2 separate regions of the Homo sapiens genome follow, and region 1 is linked to region 2. A link is a loop called in an ENCODE intact Hi-C map of the cell type or tissue named here. Cell type or tissue: psoas muscle. All regions are shown on one strand. Links, peaks and the distances in the headings refer to the core of each region. The heading gives the core; the rest is flanking DNA.

Region 1 (2,912 bases), core at 168-2,667, 54 kb after region 2:
CTTCAGAAGGTAGGACATAAAACCTATGAATATTCAGGGTCCACCCACATCAGTAAAATTTTTAAGTATCCCCTCCAAAGTAAGGATGAATTATTGCATCTCCCACCTCCTACAACTAAGAAGAAACCATAATGCCTGGTGGGCCTCTTTGGGTCATAGAGGCAGATATTCTATGCCTAGGAATATTTCTCCCACCCATTTAACAGGTAAGATGAAAGCAACAAGCTTTCAGTGGGGTTGAAAGCAGGAAAGGACACAACATCAAGTCCAGGCTGTGATGCAAACAGTCTTATCACTTGGGCCATACACCCTGACAGCCCCTGTGTTATTACATTAGAGCTATCAGTGGTGGGAAAAGATACTATGTGGGGTTTATGGGAAGTCCTCCTAAGAGGACTTAGAGGATTACAACATACTGTAACCCTAGGGTTCCAGAGCACACTGATGCCAGTTGCAGCAGATATTAACACACCTTTCATAAAAAGGCCCTTGGCACACTCTTGGGTTCTGGTAGAGACAGAGGGCCTGGCCATGGGACACTAAATGACCAGGCAACCGTAATTCCACATCATGAGCTGGACTCTGTCAGAGCTACCAAGTTCTAAAGGTGAACAAGCCCAACAATTCATCACAAAGTGGAAGTGTTCCACCCAGAAGTGCACAAGCAGAACCAGAGGGCACAAGCAAGCTGTCCACACAGCTGCTGCAGACTCTATGTCCCCCTCCACCATGGAACGAGCACTTCTCCTTCAGCACACGGTGTCCAGTGGCTTAATCCTTTAGAACCAGCTGCCAGAAAAGGAAGAAGCCCCAGCCTGGTTCATAGTAGGCCAGCCTATTACATGGGGAAGCAAAAAATAGATGATATCTCCACTACAACCCCATTCGGAGGCAGCCTTGAAAGACAGCAGTGGCTGGGTGCGGTGGCTCACGCCTGTAATCCCAGCACTTTGGGAGGCCGAGGCGGGCGGATCACGAGGTCAGGAGATCGAGACCATCCTGGCTAAAACCGTGAAACCCCGTCTCTACTAAAAATACAAAAAATTAGCCGGGCGTAGTGGTGGGCGCCCGTAGTCCCAGCTACTTGGGAGGCTGAGGCAGGAGAATGGCGTGAGCCCGGGAGGTGGAGCTTGCAGTGAGCCGAGATCACGCCACTGCACTCCAGCCTGGGCGACAGAGCGAGACTCCGTCTCAAAAAAAAAAAAAAAAAAAAAAAAAAGACAGCAGTGGAGCGAAATCCTCCCATTGTATACAGCTCAGGCAGTGGACTAGGCTATCCACCTTTGTGCAGAAAAATAAGTGGTGCAAGGTAAGAATATATGTAGATAGGTGGCTGGCATCATTTGGTCATCTGGTCAGAGACTAGGAAGAAGAAAGACAGGAAGATCAGGAACCAACAAGTCGAGAGAAGAAGCATAAGGATAGAGATATAACACTGGGCACAAAGTGTGAAGATCTTTATAGCACATGTTAATGCCAATCAGAATATAACTGCCCCAAAATAGCTTGAATAGTTGATATTGACAGCTTCTGTCATCAGCCACACCAAGGCTGGCACAATGGGTACATAAACATGGTCACCGTATTAGTATGTTCTCACACTGCTATAAACAACGACCTGAGACTGGGTAGTTTACAAAGAAAAGAGGTTTAATTGACTCACAGTTCCACAGACTGTACAGGAGGCATGACTGGGGAGGCCTCAGGAAACTTAACAATCATGGCAGAAAGTGAAGGAGAAGCAAGAACATTTTTACATGGCTGGCAGGAGAGAAAGAGAGAGAGGAGGAGGAGGTGCTACACACTTTCAGATAACCAGATCTCATGAGAACTCTACGACAAGAACAGCAAGGGGGAAGTCCATACCCATGATTCAGTCACCTCCCACCAGGGAATTTAATCACCTCCAAAATTGGGAATTACAATTTGACATGAGATTTGGGTGGAGACACAGAGCCAAACCATATCAGTCACCATGGTAGCAGGGGTGGAGGCTACACACAGGCCTTACAGCTCTGACCAAGGCTGATATGATGACTAACCTGCCGGCAGCAAAGGCCACTGCTGGTTCCACAATCAATCCCCACTCCTCGATGGGACCAACCAGTCCCTTGGTAGCAAGTTGTCTACCTTCTATATTGGCCTCCTTTTACTCAGGAAGGAGCAGAGACTTTGACAAGTATAAATATCTTTTGGGGAGAGAGTTGGCCTTTTCTGCCCATAGGGAGCAGTATTGGCACCAGCACAGAACCTCGTATAACATTGCAATAAGCCAGGGGATCCACTTTATAATAAAGGGAGTATGAGATTGAACACGTGACCATAGAATCTACTGGTCATGTCATATACCTCACTACACAGAAGCTACTGGCCCGAGGACAGAATCATCTGTTGAACGCACAGCCCCCTTGCTGTTATTGTGGTAGAGCTCTCACAAGATCTGGTTGTTTGAAAATATGTAGCTTCTCCCCCTTCTCTCTCTCTCTCTCTCCTGGTGCTCTCAGAGGTGATGCCTGGCAAAACTGAGTCATCATCCTACAGAACACGGTGTATGCTTTCAGTCAATGACCCTTATGCCGTGATTTATAGCTCCACGTTTTTTTCTGATACCAAATGTGTGATGTCTTTTCCAAGACCAACAAGCAATTCTCCAACTCTGACACCAACTAGGTGTCCAATAATTTAATTAAATTCTGACACTAACTACCCACAGTTAGTGCAGACCCCACAGATTAAGGGCTCAGAGTCACAAGACTGGCCCTACTTCGGACACCAGCCTCAAGCAGGAGCCCGAGGCACCCCACACTGCTGCCCAGTTGACAACAAATTCAGAGGTTCCCCTTGGATTCAATAATTCACAAGAATGACTCATAGAACTCAGGAAAGTGTTTTATTTATGATTACTAGATTAT
Region 2 (2,912 bases), core at 205-2,704:
ATCCTGGCTAACACGGTGAAACCCTGTCTCTACTAAAAATACAAAAAATTAGCCAGGCGTGGTGGCGGGTGCCTGTAGTCCCAGCTACTCGAGAGGCTGAGGCAGGAGAATGGCATGAACCCAGGAGGCGGACCTTGCAGTGAGATCGGGCCACTGCACTCCAACCTGGGTAACAGAGTGAGACTCTGTCTAAAAAAAAAAAAAAAAAAAAAAAAAAAATTGTGCCACCTTGCTTTAGATGAAAGGACTTTTAGTTTCATTTTGATATAAGTCATAACTAGCGGCAAATTAAACCAAAGTGGGATTTCAGAAATCAAGTCTTTATTACTTAAAACTAAGAACTTGCCTTAAAGATTCAACAAGATCATGTTTTTTGTTTTATTTTGTTTTGTTTATTTGAGACAGAGTCTCACTCTGTCGCCCAGGCTGGAGTGCAGTGGCGCAATCTCGGCTCACTGCAACCCAGCTCACCGCAACCTCCTCCTCCCAGGTTCAAGCAATTGTTGTGCCTCAGCCTCCCAAGTAGTTGGGACTACAGGTGCACACCATCACACCCAGCTAATTTTTGAGACAGGGTTTCACCATGTTGGCCAGGCTGGTCTCAAACTCCTGACCTCAGGTGATCCACCCACCTCGGCCTCCTAAAGTGCTGGGATTACAGGTGTGAGCCACCGCGCCCAGCCAAGATAATGTTTTTGAAGCTTCAACTGGATAATGTATATGAAAGTGCTTTATAAATCATTTGTTGTTGGCACTATCCATAGCTATGTTCACTCGTTTGGTTTTAGACAAAAGAGAATCATCATCATATTTTTTAAAGACGATTTAACACCAGTAAAAATGTAGACTTATGCTCATGTAGACAGCTGCCTTGTGGGGTGTCTTTGTCCTTGACTAATGAATGTCCTCTCATAGCCTATGTCTGTTTCAATAGTGTGCAATCTGGTTATATGAGTCTTTTTTTTTTTTTAAGCACCAAAACCCAGCATTTAGGCCACGGGTTTCTTTATTGCCATCTAAGGAGTCCTGGCAGACTGGAGCCATTTTTCCCTCTGACAGACCTTTAAATGATTCTTCATGCATTTGTCACATAATTAAAATTAGATTACTTCAACTCCCTGCTGGCTGGCCTGAGTGGGGGCCCTTGTAAAGCCTCCAGCTGGCCCGGGGGCCTTTGAAAGGGGGAATACGGTCCAAACACACTCAGCCGCTGCTTTGCCCCACCCCCAGCCTGGAAGTCATTGTGCTCCTTGCCAGTTAGACAAGATTTACCCGGAGTTTATCAATGGCTGCTTATTTTCTAAGGGCCGGATTTTCCATTCTAAAGAACGTGGAGTCAGAGATCAGTATGTTTGTTCCTAAGGAGCTGCAGCCGGTCTGGTCCTCCGTTGCTCAGCACCCAGAGAGCTCACCTTTTAGAGGTTTGCCTTGTAGGTCAGCTGAAATGGATAGCCAGGGACAGCAGAATGATTGAGCAGCTGAGAGCATATACTGTAGTAAATATTTGCTGCCAAATAATTGTTTGTTTTCTCAGCCAAGGCAGAATTCAAAATCCCTTCTCTTTTCCCAAGGCCCTTCTCCTATAAACCTCTCCATCCTTCTGCCAACAGGACACTCTCTGGCTGGGTTTCTCTGGACAGCCTAAATTAGGGCTTCACACTGAGAGCTCCCATCACTGCAGACAGCACAAAGTGACACCTCGAAATATCTTCTCCAGCTGAATTTCCAACATCTGCCTTTTCTCTTTCTCAATTTCCTTAAAAATTTAAAGAAAGGACAGCCAGGCGCGGTGGCTCACACCTGTAATCCGAGTACTTTGGGAGGCCGAGGTGGGCGCATCACGAGGTCACGAGATCAAGATCATCCTGGCTAACATGGTGAAACCCCGTCTCTACTAAAAATACAAAAAAAAAAAAAAAAATTAGCCGGGCGTGGTGGTGGGTGCCTGTAGTCCCAGCTACTTGGGAGGCTGAGGCAGGAGAATGGCATGAACCTGGGAAGTGGAGGTTGTAGTGAGCAGAGATCGCATCATTGCACTCCAGCCTGGGTGACAGAGCGAGACTCTGTCTCAAAAAAAAAAAAAAAAATTTAAAGAAAGGACAAGTGAAGATTAGTGTTACTATCTGTCAAGGAATCTCAGCTCCCTCTGCTAAAAGAACAGCTCTCATCTTTCACTCTTGGCATTTTCTCTCTCTGGCCAAGTGCCTCCTTTACAATCTTTCCCTGGGTCATTTCAGTTCATCTTCCCTCTGCCTGCCTTTTACTCGTCCACTTTCTATTATATTGCACAGCCGCAAAAGAAAGGGTTTGAATTAAATCCGATGTGAGCTAGACTCCCCTGTTAGCAATTTATTAGTGCTGTGACCTTGAGCTAGTGACTTAACCTCTCTGAACTTTATTTCTTTACCCTAAAATTGGGCATAATAATGGCCACCTTACGTGACTGTAAGGAGGATCAGGAATAATGTAATTAATGCCTAGCCAATAATAAGTGCTTTAACCTGGCTTCTCAGCAGAGCAGAGGAATTACGCCCTTACGCTTAGTTATTAAACACTGCCTTCCCTATTTCTGTAAAGGCAGTTAATTTCTGTAACTTATTTATTATTAAATCCTTCACAATACGATGGATGTCCTTTAATCCACCATACAAAAGATAGCTATCACCATAATTACTTACAAAAGATAGCCATCACCGTAATTTCTGCGAAAATGCCTTAACTGCAACTGCTCTGGGGTGTGTGTGTGTGTGTGCGTGCACACGTGCCTAACACTATTTGCAACGTGCCAGGCCTCTGATCGGTGATAAGCACTTAGTATGGATTCTCTTATGTGAGGTGGCTTCTATCGTATCCCCATTTCACAATGAGGAAATCAGGCTTAGGGATCAAAACTTGCCTGAAGCCCCCCAGTT

What was found. A loop is a pair of places that touch in the nucleus more often than their neighbours do. Peaks named below come from ENCODE experiments on the same cell type or tissue, not always from the same donor. Only the 100,000 strongest peaks of a DNase experiment are listed, where the experiment ranks them.
Region 1: it touches region 2 in a loop (2.5-fold over the local background); 12 of 110 quality-filtered maps call a loop at or near these places.

Annotation. Positions count from the first base shown.
Region 1 is chr6:17,265,804-17,268,715 of GRCh38, forward strand. No RefSeq gene overlaps it. Among named protein-coding and RNA genes, the nearest start is that of RBM24, 14 kb to the right of the region's middle. In psoas muscle, for the core only: no CTCF peak of the experiment used is centred there; no DNase peak of the experiment used is centred there; H3K27ac peaks cover 699 bases.
Region 2 is chr6:17,211,543-17,214,454 of GRCh38, forward strand. No RefSeq gene overlaps it. Among named protein-coding and RNA genes, the nearest start is that of RBM24, 68 kb to the right of the region's middle. In psoas muscle, for the core only: no CTCF peak of the experiment used is centred there; a DNase peak (open chromatin) is centred at 1,169; H3K4me3 peaks cover 1,607 bases; H3K27ac peaks cover 2,500 bases.